Regions from separate parts of the Mus musculus genome. Here region 2 is linked to region 1. The links are chromatin contacts, found by Hi-C or POLR2A ChIA-PET in ENCODE. All regions are on one chromosome and are shown on one strand. The core of a region is the stretch at or near the end of the contact, and the rest is flanking DNA. Distances in the headings are between cores, read along the strand shown.

Region 1 (7,353 bases), core at 1,766-4,265:
CAAGGAAGTGAATTGATTGGTTACTCAGAAACATTTTGTGGAATCAGTTTTAACACCCCACTTTACAAAGCAACCCAGATCACGAGACCCAAAAATTCCTATCAACTCATGATTTCCATTTGCTTGGATGTTTTTGTTATCACCCAAGCCAGTCACATGATATGGTCAAAGGTGATCTTGAACTCCTGATTCTAACTCTTAACTCCTAAAACTTGAGATTCCAAGGTATCATGTAATCTTATGGTCATGTAAACACGGCATCACTATCATTTTGTTTTTAGGGTTACCTAAGCAAAGCAGATAAAAGTGCTTACTACTAAGCCTGATGACTTGTGTTTCATCCCCAGGTTACACATGGTCAAAGGAGAGAACTGGCTCTCAAAAACTGTCCTCAGACCCACATGTTTACATACACAAATAATTAATTAAACCTGTAATGAAAAACTAGTCTTAGATCGTTGGTATGATTTTCTATCATCTCTCACAAAATGGTTATTGACTTATTTTTTTTTACGCAACTGGAAGAGTTGTTAAGGGGAAAAATGGAGGGCTGGAGAGATGGCACAGTGATTAAGCACACTGAGTTCTGGGAATTGAACTCAGAACCTCTAGAAGTCCTGAGTTCAAATCCCAGCAACCACATGGTGGCTTACAACCATCTGTAATGGAATCTGATGCCCTCTTCTGGTGTGTCTGAAGAGGGCAACTGTGTACTTAATACATAATAAATCTTTTTTTTAAAGGGGGGGGGGGATGGAGAGGCCTAGGTTTATAGACAGAGCTACTTGAAGCCCTGAGTTAGATCCTTAATCTCCCCCTTCCCCAGCAATGAAGGAGATAGTGAAACCTTAAATTTCACATTTTTCTCATTGCTGGGGACTAAACCCAATGTATCTTAAATGCTAAGCAAGAGCTCTACCACTATGCCAAACTTTTTTTTTTTTTTTTTTTGGTTTTTTTTTCGAGACAGGGTTTCTCTGTATAGCCCTGACTGTCCTGGAACTCACTTTGTAGACCAGGCTGGCCTCGAACTCAGAAATCCGCCTGCCTCTGCCTCCCTAGTGCTGGGATTAAAGGCGTGCGCCACCACGCCCAGCCGCCAAACTTTTATAATAACAATAAAAGCCATCTAATCGTATGCTTTTCTCACCAAAATAAATACCTCAATTTAAAAAAAAAAAAAAGGAAATAACTTGAGGGGCTGGCTCAGTTCCCAAAGTAGTTGATAACTTATAGATTTATGTCACCATACCTCTGATAACCCCATTACTTAGAAACAAATTTTTTTTTTTTTGAGACAGGATTTCCCTGTGTAGCCCTGGCTTTCCTGGCACTTTCCTGCATAGACCAGACTGGCCTTAAAACTCAGAGATCCACTTGTTACCTCCCAAGTACTGAAGCTAAATGCAGGCCACCACCACATACCTTAGAAATAAATATCCTTTAAAGTGCATGTAAGAATAAAATCTAAGGAAAATAAAAACTAAAGAGCTGTAAATATGTTGCAGGGTTTTTTTGTTTTTGTTTGTTTGTTTTGTTGGGAACGAGTTTTTCTGTGCAGCCCTGGCTGTCGTGGAACTCTGTAGACCTGACTTTGAACCTGCCTGCCTCTGGCTCCTGGGCGCTAAAATTAAAGGTGTGCATCAACCCCTGGCCATTTGTAAGTCATTTTTATCTTCACAGTTTAATTCAGTCTTAATTCTGAAGTGCTGACAGGTCCAAGATGCCTGAGGTACATAGGTTTTGTTTTCAAGCAATTTAAAAATCACATTAGATGCCGGGCGGTGGTGGCGCACGCCTTTAATCCCAGCAACTTGGGAGGCAGAGGCAGGAGGATTTCTGAGTTCGAGGCCAGCCTGGTCTACAAAGTGAGTTCCAGGACAGCCAGGGCTATACAGAGAAACCCTGTCTCGAAAAACCAAAAAAAGAAAAAAAAAAAGAAAAAGAAAAAAAGAAAAAAGAAGAAGAAATGAATACAAGAGGACTAGAGATAGCTCTGCGGTTAAGAGCACTAGCTGTTCTTTAAGAGGATTGGGTTCTATTTCCGGCACCTATATGAGCTCCAGGTCCAGAGGATCTGATGATCTCTTCTGACCTCCACTGGGAAACAAGGTGCACAAACATACAGTCAGGCAAACATTCACACCAAAAAAATTTAAATTTTACACAAAAAGAAAAAGCGAGTACAAGATAAAGACACTTCTTTGAGCTCCTGAAAAATAATAACAGCAGATCTTTGGTAAGCCTATGCAACACGATTGCACTCTGCCAGGAACAGTAGTGTCCTACTTGTATTAATTAGAACCTCAGGAGAGAGACTATTCAAAGGAATTCATAAAGGTTCATTCATTCGTGCCGCGCGTTGCTATCACCTACCACCTGCTTGGGCTGCCAACGGTCACGCACAGTTGGGACTATAAAAGATACCTATGAATTTCCTCCATATGAATTCCTATTAAGTAGCTGGGGTCCCATATGTGACCAAGAAGGAACTCCAGAGCCATCAGGATCAACTGACACGAAGTTCTCTACCGTGGGAGTAGGGGCTCGGGATGACCCTGCACGGGTTTCAACATCGGTTCTGCCAGTTCCTGGCATGTCCTGCCAATGGCACTCGGGGCTCCCTGGGTGTCACCCATACTCCCGGGGAGCCGCAAACAAACGCAGCCGGGCCCTAGCTCTCCAACCCATAGTCCCAAAGCAGGCGGTCAACGGGAGTATCGAGCCCCGCCCGCCCGCCCGCCCGCCCGCCCGCAGGCCCCACGTCAGCCCCGGCGGGAGGAGGCCGAAGTCCTCGGCCCAAGTCTAGCCTCTCCCTGGCGAAGCAGCCCGGGGGATCCCAGAACCCAGGCGGAGCTGCGGCATGGCCTGGCAGACAGAGAGCCTGCGTCCTCACCGATCAGCCCGACTCCGAGCATCAGCTGGGTGTCCATTGCCACAACCGCAGCCATCTTCCGCCGCTACCCTGGGCTCCGCACTGCAGGTCCCACCCCTCCTCTTGGCCACGCCCATAACAAGTCCCGTCCCTTCCGGCAGGGTGCAGCAGGCACTACAGGTGCCGCCCCAGGCTTCCCTCTCCTGGCCAAACTTCCTTCTTGCAGCCTTTCTACGCTTAGGTCCTTGTTCGTTTGTCTAGTACCTTAAAGATCTCCAGTGAAGTGTCCGTTCACTGATTACAAAGACAAATAATTGGAGACCTAATATGTGTTGCTGCTCTGGAGGGAAAGGGTCCCCTATAGAAATGTTAGTTTCCCCAATCCAAGTGTAACAGCACCGCTCTGGCAGGCGATGATGTCCCCAGCTTGATCTGCTCTGAGAGGTATCCTGGCAATCCTTTGGAGCCTCCAATCCTGGGAGCCAAAAAGCACAAAGTCACATCACACAACAAACCTCACGCAAGAGATTTAATTAGGGGGAGGAGGTGAATCCAGGAGGGGCAGCAGCCTCTATACAGCAGGAAACTGAGCAAAAGACAGGGTTTATACAGGGTTTTTTGGGAGACTGGGCTTTCCAGGGTGGATATTGGTAGGATTTCAAATCTTGAGTTTAGGACTAGCTCGGGGATTGGTGGGAATCCATTCCTTGGCCCTGTTCTTAGGCTAGGGGTCAAGTCAGGGTCAGCATTCTTTCCCAGACTCAACTTCCTAAAGTCATGACCTTGAAAGTCAGGATTTCAATACATTAGTTTAGAGGGTGTGGAGGTCAAGCATGTAACAGTTAAAATACAGAATTCATTTATAATAAGGATGCTCTAGGATGTTGCAGGACATTTGATCACACTGTGATCTCCAAGATTGTATTATTTACTAGAAAAAACAACAACAACAACAACAACAACCAAAACCTGTTTCTATTTGTGGTGTAGCTCAGCCCTTAACACACACATTTAATCTCTCTGGCTGGAATTCAGAAACACCCTTAGTAAACACTTTAAACCCAAACAAGGAAGGTTAGTTTGTAGAAGGAAGCTCCCATGTTTAAAAGTGATGTCTAGTTGAGTGGTAGACAAAGTGAAATCAAAGATTTGACAGAACAGGATATTCCCAACTCTCACAAGAAGAGAGAGGAAAAGGAAGCTACTTTAGGGGCAGTGGAGAGAGAAAGGAAGGGAGAATTTTTACTGGGACAGTTGTACAGAGATGTGTTGCAGAGAGAGAACAAGCTAGACACAGGTGAAAACAGACTGAGCCAAAAAATGAGAAGGAGCCAGAAGATTAGAACATACTGCCAAAGTTAGTATTAGGCCAAACAGAGCAATTCAGGAGAAGCCAGAATCTGTCAGCTTGTAGAGGAGTTTGAACTAGCTAGCCAGAATTCAGAAAGAACTAGAAAAGGTGAGCTTATTCAGCAGTAAGCCTCAGAGGCTGAAAACATTCTAGGCAGAGATAAGATTGTACAGAGGCTAGAAGCTTCCAGGACTAGGCCCAGATTAACAGACAGAGGCAGCAAACCACCGATAGTTACTACAGGCGAATAAAAGATACATTTACACTAGGATTTAATGTGAAAGATAACAGCATCACTGCAATTGCATTCTGATTTTGTGGCAGTTCATAATGATTTTCTGGAAACTGAGTTTAATTGTGTAAAAAAATATAATGAATGAAGCCTTTTGGAAAGAAGATTAACAGTGTCTACAGAAATAGAAAAGTGCAAACCATTAATTTATATTTTTGTTGTTGCTAAAATAGCTCTGTCTAATTGGCCCTAGCTAGCCTTGAACTCAAAATCCTTCCATCTGAAACTCCTAAATAGCAGGAATTTCAGACCTGTACCACAGCACTATGCTTCCAGCATGCTACTTTTAGGGAATATACCAAGCTGTCTTTGAGCAACAGGTCAGAGCTGAATTTCAAGGTCCATCATTCCACACACAGGATTTTAGGGATTGAAGAAAGCACCAAATGAATTAAGTCCTGAGGGAATGTGTATTTTGAAATGAGAAAGTTCTGTCAAAGACTCCAGGACCAGGTGGCACATGGGAATTTGGCAAAGTTGTTATCCTTATGAGATAGGCTTAAGAGGGAGGGAAAACCTTTCCTTATGAATGTTTATGAGCCATTAATCTCTAGCAATTGCATCTTCCTGCTCCCTGATCTTTGTAGCATGAGACTGATGGCCTAGAGATAACCTCCTACAGAGACTAGATATCCCCTTCATCAATGTTGTACCTAACAGATATACTGAGGTTCAAGGGTATGGAGATTAGAGACTGCCACCTGATTCTGAATTCACTGTATGTGTATCTCTGTACCTGTCCTTTCCTCATTCTCTCACCACCCCTTGCTAGGATTCTGGGACCTAAGTTTCCATGACTGAGCCACCGATCCTTTGTTACCTCTGCTTGGATGTAGTAAAATCCCTGAAGAAATCTTTCCCCCTTAATATGCAGATACAAAGATAGTTATTCAGTGCTACTGATAATCAGAAAATGTGTGGACACACTTTTAAAAATCTTTTTAAAAATGATGGAGGGAAATGGAGGAGCTAGAGAAAGTACCCAAGGAGCTAAAGGGATCTGCAACCCTATAGGTGGAACAACATTATGAACTAACCAGTACCCCGGAGCTCTTGACTCTAGCTACATATGTATCAAAAGATGGCCTAGTCGGCCATCAGTGGAAAGAGAGGCCCATTGGACCTGCAAACTTTATATGCCCCAGTACAGGGGAATGGGCCAAAAAGTGGGAGTGGGTGGGTAGGGGAGTGGGGGGAGGGAGGGTATGGGGGACTTTTGGGATAGCATTGGAAATGTAAATGAGGAAAATACCTAATTAAAAAAAATATAAAAAAATGATGGAGGGGGCTGGGCGTGGTGGCACACACCTTTAATCCTAGCACTCGGGAGGCAGAGGCAGGCGTATTTCTGAGTTCAAGGCCAGCCTGGTCTACAAAGTGAGTTCCAGGACAGCCAGGGCTATACAGAGAAACCCTGTCTCAAAAAAAAAAAAAAAAAACAAACCAAAATGATGGAGGGGATGAAGAGATGGCTCAGCAGTTAAGAACACTTCTTGCAGAGGACCAAGGTTCAATTCCCAGTACCGACATGAAAGCTCATGACTCCCATTCCAGTCTGACTTATATGTATACCAGGAATGCACATGGTGGACATACATCCAGCCAGCCCAAACACCCAAACACCTGGGAGGGAGGGAGGGAGGGAGGGAGGGAGGGAGGGAGGGAGGGAGGGAGGGCGGGAGGGAGAGAGAGAGAGAGAGAGAGAGAGAGAGAGAGAGAGAGAAAGAGAGAGAATATTTTGTAATATACAATGCTATGAAGTTATGATGAAAAGTGAGGTAGATATCGCAAATGACCACTCTTTTGAGGGCGTTCTTAGTGTTCACTTCTGCTCCCACTCAGTTTTGCTCTTCTGCAAGGCTGCTTGCTTGACTTTCCTAAATTATCGCACAGATTAGATTTCATTCTCTTTTGCCAAACATTATGGTTTGCATCCTTTAAAATTTTATGTGTTTAGGTGTTTTGTTTGAATGATATCTATCATGTGCATGCACTGCCTGAGGAGGTCAGAAAAGGGCATTCAGATACTCCTATTACTGGTGTTAGGAATGGCTGTAAGCTGTCATGTGGTACTGAGAATAAGACCCAGGTACTTCTAGAAGAGCAGCAATAACCACTGAACCATCTCTTCCAGCCCCTTAAAAGATTTTTAATTGTGTGTGTGTGTGTGTGTGTGTGTGTGTGTGTGTGTACTGTGTGTGAATGCAGAAGAACACAAAGCCAGAGCTGGAGTTACAGACTGTTGTAAGACACCAGGTGTGGGTACTAGGACCTGAACTTGAGTCCTCTGCAAGAGTGGTACAAACTCTACCCCTGAACCAACTCTCCAGCCCTCAAGATTCACATCTTAATTGTGCCCTTGTGGTGGCTTGGATAAAAATGTTCCCCATAGGTCCATAGGTCCATAGGGAATAGCACTACAAGGTTTGGCCTTGTTGGAGTGGGTGTGGCTTTGTCGGAGGAAGTGTGTCAGTAGGGGATGAGCTTTGAGGTCTCAGAAGCTCAAGCTAGGACTACTGGTCCAGTTTTTCTTTTTGCTTGCTGCCTGTGATCCAGATGTAGAAATCTCAACTCCTTCTCCAGCACCATGTCTGCCTGCATGCTGCCGTGCTTTCTGTGGTGGAGATAATGAACTGAACCTCTTAACTGTAAACCAGTCCCAATAAGATGTTTTCCTTTATAAGAGTTGTCATAGTCATGGTGTCTCTTCACAGGAATAGAAAACTCTAAAACAGGCCCCAAAGCTCATGTGTTGAAAGCTTGTCCCCAGTTGATGGTGTCACTAAGACAGGTGGCAGAAACTGAGGTGGAACTGGTGGAGGGAAGACATTATTG
Region 2 (7,353 bases), core at 3,295-5,794, 63 kb before region 1:
GGACTTGAAAGGAACTGGAAAGATGACAGAATTCTGGATGGTATAGTTCATATGCTGCTTCATGTTGGCCTTGTCTGCTTTAGGGTTCTGTTGTTGGGTATTCACCAGAGAAGACTGCTTAGACATGTGCTTAAGCCAACAGAAAGTCTTAGCCGCTGTCCAGTGACTATATTGGGTGTTTAGGATACCAGTTGTCTTAGTCAGGGTTTCTATTCTTGCACAAAACATCATGACCAAGAAGCAAGTTGGGGAGGAAAGGGTTTATTCAGCTTACACTTTCCACATTGCTATTCATCACCAAAGGAAGTCAGGTCTGGAACTCAAGCAGGTCAGGAAGCAGGAGCTGATGCAGAGGCCATGGAGGGGTGTTACTTACTAGCTTGCTTCCCTGCCTTGCTCAGCCTGCTTTCTTATAGAACCCAAGACTACTAGCCCAGAAATGGTACCACCCACAAGGGACCCTCCCCCCTTGATCACTAATTGAGAAAGTGCCTTACAGTTGGATCTCATGGAGGCACATCCCCAACTGAAGCTCCTTTCTCTGTGATAACTCCAGCATGTGTCAAGTTGACACAAAACCAGCCAGTATACCAGTGAAGCCTCAACCCTTTCTCATGATGAGCTTTTAAACACAAAAACCATGCTCTGGGTTGACATACTTCAGTTAACAAGAAAAGTTAGCCAGAAGCAGAATTACAGAAGCCAAAAAGCAAGGTTAGGACGTTTAGAGCTAATGATATTCCAACCATTATGTCTCTCTGCCCCTTAAAATGATGGATCTTGGGTTCTACTTCTTACAATGATTTGTCAGTATAGTCCCAATACATACAGACTTCCTCATAAGCAGAGCCTGCATGGCATGCTCAATACTTGTTTACTACATGATTAAAGTCACAGTGGTATAGGCTGAGGAAATGGTCAAGGTTGTAAAGAGCTTGTCAGCCAGCTGGGCATTAATCCCAGCACTCGGGAGGCAGAAGCAGGCAGATTTCTGAGTTCGAGGCCGGCCTGGTCTACAAAGTGAGTTCCAGGACAGCCAGGGCTACACAGAGAAACCCTGTCTCGAAAAACCAAACCAAAAAAAAAAAAAAAAAAAAAAGAGCTTGTCAGCCAAGCATGAAAACCTGAGTTGGAATCTCCAACACCCACATAAACAACAGTATCCCTGTAATCTGAACTCTGGGGAAGCAGGCAGAGACAGCAAGATCCTGGGACCAGAGCATCTAACCAATCCAAAAAAAAAGTGGAGTGGGTAAAGTGTTTGCTGTGCCAGCATGAGAACCTGAGTTCAGATCCTTAGCACCCAAAAAAGTCTGGCATAATAATAATAACACACATCTGTAACACCAGCCCTAGGTTGTGGGGGAGGGAGACTGGCACATCCTGACCAAGTAGACCAGCCATAGTCACACGCTCTGACATACCCCTGGCCTTCATATGTGCACACAAGGGCAACTGCGCGCGCGCACACACACACACACACACACACACACACACACACACACACACACACACAGAGTGATTGTTAGATGCAGGTTTTATCCAACACCAGAAGGCCATATGTAGAAGGAAAAATATTTCAGAAGCTAAGGGGAGCTGGTGTTAAGAGAGTACCAGGAACACACTCTAACCTGCAAGATACAGCACATGGTACTACACATAAGCCTAATTAATGAGATGGAGCTGATGAATGCATACACTTTAGCAGGGGCAGCAGGAATGAGGAGCGGGTGAGGATGTGGGGCACTTCACCCTGCTCTTTGCTTTGGACTGACTTTCACACTGCATATAAGTATCGTAGGTGTGAACCAAACTGCCTCCCTTTGATGGAGATCCCACTACACTGTGTATATCAGGAAACAGGAGTCCTTCAAAGTGCTAGGGGAAAACCAGAAACAAAGGCCTATCCATAAAAGGAAAAGAGACAGATACCTGAAGTAGAAGTTTCTGGTTGGGTCAGGTGATACAGAGTCACATGGTATTTGTTTTGCTAAGGGAAGACATGTGATATTTGGAGAGAGTATAAATGGGACAGTGATGGTGAGTTTGCATTGCCAGCTTTGTAATGATTCATTGGTCTCAGAGTCTTCATCTTTGCTGATCTTCACTTCCTTGAGAGAGACACGCAGCAGAGAACTTTTCCAGGAGTCCCAGCTGGTCCTAGTCGCTCCCGCTGACTTATGTGATTCGTGTTTGGTGTCCTGACTGAACTGGACTGAACTGGACTGCTGGTATCCTGACATCAGAGATTGGAATAGCCCCCCAAATACTTCTAAACAGGTCCACATACCCTTGTCCTTTTTACCACCTAACCCTTTTCAACCCTACCTTTGGATGGTGGGCTTGAAGCGTTTAAGAACCCTTATTAAAAGTAGTTGGGTTTTTTTTTTTTGGTTTTTGTTTTCATTTTTGTTTTTTGTCTTTTAATCTAAGCCCAGAGAAAACTCCTGGCCTGTCCTTGTCACATACCTTTTCCTTACTCTAGATACAGCAGTGAAACTTTTAAAACCCTCAATGTCCCCTGGCATGGTGGTTCTTTAATCCCAGCACCTGGGAGCAGAGTCAAGTAGATCTCTGTGAATTTGAACAAATAAACAAACAAACACCCTTGGTGTGATGGAAAATAGGAAGAATTAAATTGAGATCATTGTCTCATACAGTGGCAAGTAATTGATGCTGAGCCTGCTTTCAGCCACCACAAACACTAGCTGCTCAGCTGCATGGAGTTCTAGGTTCTGTACCTCTTGAAGATGTTTGTTTCTTAGAGATATAACCTACCATTATCTAATGTTCTATAATTCTCAGCTCCATTAATCACATGATGTTTTCACTACTCCAAAAGCAAATTCTACCTATATTTGTAATATGAGTAAGAGTACACTTGTAACCTCAGTACTAAGAAGAAGCAAGTAGGGGGCTGGTGAGATGGCTCAGTGGGTAAGAGCACCCGACTGCTCTTCCAAAGGTCAGGAGTTCAAATCCCAGCAACCACATGGTGGCTCACAACCATCCTTAACGAGATCTGACTCCCTCTTCTGGAGTGTCTGAGGACAGCTACAGTGTACTTACATATAACAAATAAATAATAATAAAATAAATCTTAAAAAAAAAAAAAAAGAAGAAGAAGCAAGTACAGGCAAGAAGGTGACCTGTGCTATCACACTTCAGAGTTTTGTTTTGTTTCAAGTGGATCTTAATCTGTAGCAAAGCCTGGCCTTGAACTCTTGGCTATCCTCCTGCCTCAGCCTCTCAAGTGCTGAAATTACAAGTATAAGCCATCAAGCTCAGCCTTCATCCTTTTTTATGTCTGAATTATATTCCATCACAGACTTGAACACCAAACACATACACTGGGTACCAGTTAAGTTCAAGGCAAGTGCTGTGAGGAACTTGTTGAGATGTCTCTTTAGGTATAAGGCTTTTTTTTTTTCTCCACAAGACAGGTACACTGTGTAGCAGCTAATGGTTCATGGACAGCTAGATTTATAATTTTTTTCTTTTATGAATATTTCTGATATAGTAGAGAGCAAAATAAATAAATAATAACATCAGATCTCAGTATGAGAAACTCAAAATGTTTTTAGGTTTCTTTCAATCATCTGACCTACAAATGAATGCCTCTGACCACCTTCTCTTTCTTTTCAACAAAACTCGGACTTTCAGCAAATAACTGTATCTAGCTGGAACTTTGCAGTATTTTGCACTAGTGTGTTTATTTTTAATTCCCTTCTATTTATACTGTTATAAGTAGAAGTTTAACTATTTCCTACTTAACATTTCTTTTCCCATAAGATTATTTGCACTTTAAAATGAGCTAGCATAAAGAAAATATTATTTAGATAATATGCAGATGTGAGAAACTATATTAGTAACAGAACAGTGCTTGGAAAATACCAGCTTAGACATGGCATTTAGTGTGGTTATCATGTGAATTTTATTCTGTGTTTGATGTGGTACTTCAAAACCGTGCCCTCCAATCATTACTTGGTATCTGCGTTAACAAATAAATTGATTTAAAATGTGTCCCAATTATCCCAATTTTGAGGAGAGGCCAAATGAACGCCCCCACACAATATCAAAGGTTTTCAAGCACACTAAACTCTGATGTCCCTAAGTCGCTTAGCTTATTAAAGAACTCAGATAACTAAGTTTGTTCCACTGAATGCAGAAGGCAGAAGATCCCACCTGAGATAGAAAGGGAACTGGATTCTTTCACAGACAGACACTTTCTACTACTCTAAATTAGCGAAACAAAATCAACAGGAAATGTCAATAAGTGTCTACTTCCTAAATTGAATTTGATCTTTATACGTCGGTACCATAAATAGGAATCCAAGCATTCAGGTATTCAGGAGGTCAAAGGGAAATTTCCCCCTGAGCTGGAAGGAGTGGTTCTACGGCTTCTCCCCTAAGTCACAACCACACACCCAGGTCCAGCCTCTTTGCATAAACCACACCCCTCCTCCACCCACTCCTCGTAAGCCCCGCCTCGCTGAGGCCCCGCCCTCATAGGGAAGCCCGGAGCAGAAGCCACGCCCCAGGCAGAAGCACACCCGGCGTGCTCCGGCTACTCCTCGGTATCTCCGCCTATCGTGCCTCTTGCGTGCTCTGAAGATGGCGGCAGCTGCGGGAAGGTTGCTCTGGTCCTCGGTGAGTGGCTGGCAGCTGGGCAGGCGCATGACACAACAGCGACTCTGGCCCGCACTTGTTTCCAGGACCGGATCGCGCACCCTTAGGTCTGCTGCCCACTAGCTCCTATGGGAGGGAGTTCTCAGCTCGGGGACCTCTAGGCCTCCTGCGGCTAGAAAGGCCCTAGCCCCTGCGCAGGACAGCCTTTACACTATCCCCGTGGGTGATGTGCTCTCCAACAAGTCCTTGTGCTTGATGGTCCCCTTGCTGTTTCTTCACTAAAGCACCCAGGCCTGACTTTTGAGGCCAGTATGCTGACTACTGTGTTCTAGGATCTGTCACCAAATATGACCTTGGCCAAGATACACGTGTGTGTGTGTGTGTGTGTGTGTGTGTGTGTGTGTGTGTGTGTGTGTGTGTGTGTGTGTGTGGTTTTTCGAGACGGGGTTTCTCAGTGTATCCCCTGGCTATCCTGAAACTCGCTCTGTAGTTCAGGCTAGTCTGGAATTCACAGAGATCCGACTGCCTCTGCCTCTGGAGTGCTGTCTGGCTTGACTTCACATTTCTGAACCTTAGTTTTTCCTACATCTCGACATGGCTGTGGGCTCATACTTAAGTCTGAGTATAAACAAAGTAACGGGAGTAAAAACAGTAACAGGAGCCTCTTTCTACTCCCACACTCAGGCTGGACTCTGCCTTGGTATCTGCTGTTCTCTAGTAGCAGCCTACTGTCTGTCCTCTTGCCAGCCATCCTCCTCTCCTTTCTCATCGCCGGGCTCAGCCCTTAATTTCCTGTCCCATGTTGGACATCAAAGTTGAGCAAACACTACTAACCTTGAGCTTGGGCCAAACACTCCCAGTGCATGAACTTCACCCTATTCCTTGACTGAGAGCCTGGAAGGGACTTTTTCTGAGAAAAACCTTGATGTGGCTACATGATGCAGCAGTTAGCTCCAGGTGGGGGAGGGTACAACTACTCAGCCTGGCCTAGCCTTCCTGAAATTTTGGAGATTTTTTATTCTTGAAGCTTTATTCTTATGATTTTCTTGTAGACTCAACCCATGCTCTTAATTTGATTTGGTATCTGTTTCGTTGGGAAAAGGGTCGTTAACAAAGGATGACAGCAGCAAGGCAGAATTCAGTCACCCTTTCGGAAAGCCTTCCTAATTGAAAGCATTTTTCTTTCCAGGTTGCTCGTCATGCAAGTGCTATTTCCCGGAGTATTTCTGCCTCAACAGTTCTTAGGCCTGTTGCTTCTAGAAGAACCTGTTTGACAGACATACTGTGGTCTGCCTCTGCCCAAGGAAAGTCAGCCTTTAGCACCAGTAAGTGTTACTGTGCTCTAGTCATATCCAGGTAAAAGGAAACCCTTATCAGCCACTCTGGACCCTGGCTATACTTGAGGCTTGTCCTTGGAGATTTTAAACATGGATATGAGAATAATGTAGAGATGGCTGGATCTAAAAGGAACTGTTAGGAACAGTGAGTCCTTGGCGGTGTCAAAATTTTAAAACTTACTTTTAAGAAAACAGAAAGAAAATGGAAGCCAGTGGTGGAGCCACATGCCTTTAATGTGAGCATTCAGGAGGCAGAGGCAGATCTCTGTGATTTAGAGGCCAGCCTGGCCTACAGATCAGAAAACCTTGTCTCGAAGAACCAAAAAGGAAGAAAAAAAAAGTTGCAGGCCAATCAGGGCATCACAGTGTGAGACTCTGTCTGGGAACAATAAATAAACAAGACCTCTCCCCATGCCCACCCCCCTAAAAAAGAGTAGAAAAAGTGGTAGTCTAGGAAAAAGAAAATATTTGTATAATATACTTAACAAAGGCTATTTCTCTAAGATACCTAAGTTACTAGATAAAATGAAAACACAAAACACCACTGTACCCCACCCCAGGTTTGAAACATGTCCTGCATCTGCTCTTGGTTTCTCTCTGCCATGCCTCAGTGCCTCTCACCAAGATAACTAACTATAGACATTGCCTCCACCATTCTTATCTTTTTGATGGCCTAATCTTCCTGGAAACATCTGTTTTCCTGCATTAGAGCCTCTCAGACTCTGTTCTCTCTACCGTGAAGAGCTAATCTGGCTGCTTGTTGCTGAGGGTCCTTTTAAGACTTGCTGAGTTTGTTTTGAGTTTGTTCCTTTTCCCTGTGTATTGGCCCCTCTTGGTCAGTGTCCTGTGATACTCACACCCTAGTCTGAGCTAGCTCCATGTCTGGCTGCCTTCTGCTCTCTACTGCCTTCTTCCTCTTCCTTTTGTAGTTCCAAGGGCATTTCATTTCTTCTAGTTTTTGTTCTTTAAAAAAACCTTTTCTTTAGGGTTGGAGTGAGAGCTAAGTCAGTCAGTCAGCTAGCATAAGGATCAAAGTTCAGCTGACCTTCAGAACTCACAGAAAGCCTGGCATAGTAGTATACAATGGGTCCAGCACTTGAGAAAGAGGCGACCACTGAGTCCTTGGAGCTCAGTGCCAGCTACCCTACCCTACTTGGTGAGCTGAGTTTATAAAAGACTCTTAAAAGAGAGAAAGGGTTTTTAAAAAATGGTAGATGTCTTCTGAGGATCTGTGTGTCCTCCATCCTTCATATTCATGCTCACAAGTGTGTGCGCGCACGCGCGTATACACACACACACACACTCCTCCCTACCACTGAGTTGAGTTTGTGTATATACTTTGGAATTGTGCTGAAGGGCAAAATTACTTTACCTAAGATGTACAACT

What was found. Hi-C counts contacts between places; a loop is a spot of excess contacts on that map. ChIA-PET counts read pairs that join two places held with the same protein, here RNA polymerase II (POLR2A).
Region 2: a map of T-helper 1 cell shows a loop between it and region 1 (2.0-fold over the local background). The contact joins the promoter of Prdx3 here to the promoter of Dennd10 in region 1. A Hi-C loop is called at or near these places in 4 of 37 maps with a recorded cell type or tissue (T-helper 1 cell, T-helper 17 cell, left cerebral cortex and 1 more). POLR2A ChIA-PET finds 5 or more read pairs at or near these places in 2 of 5 experiments (Patski and embryonic stem cell).

Annotation. Positions count from the first base shown.
Region 1 is chr19:60,807,217-60,814,569 of GRCm38, reverse strand. Dennd10 (DENN domain containing 10) reads right to left here and starts at 3,015. Exons shown (of 9, transcript NM_026437.4): 1 at 2,897-3,015. The coding sequence starts at 2,951.
Region 2 is chr19:60,871,729-60,879,081 of GRCm38, reverse strand. It overlaps Prdx3 (peroxiredoxin 3), which reads left to right and starts at 4,544. Exons shown (of 7, transcript NM_007452.2): 1 at 4,544-4,650; 2 at 5,819-5,954. The coding sequence starts at 4,615.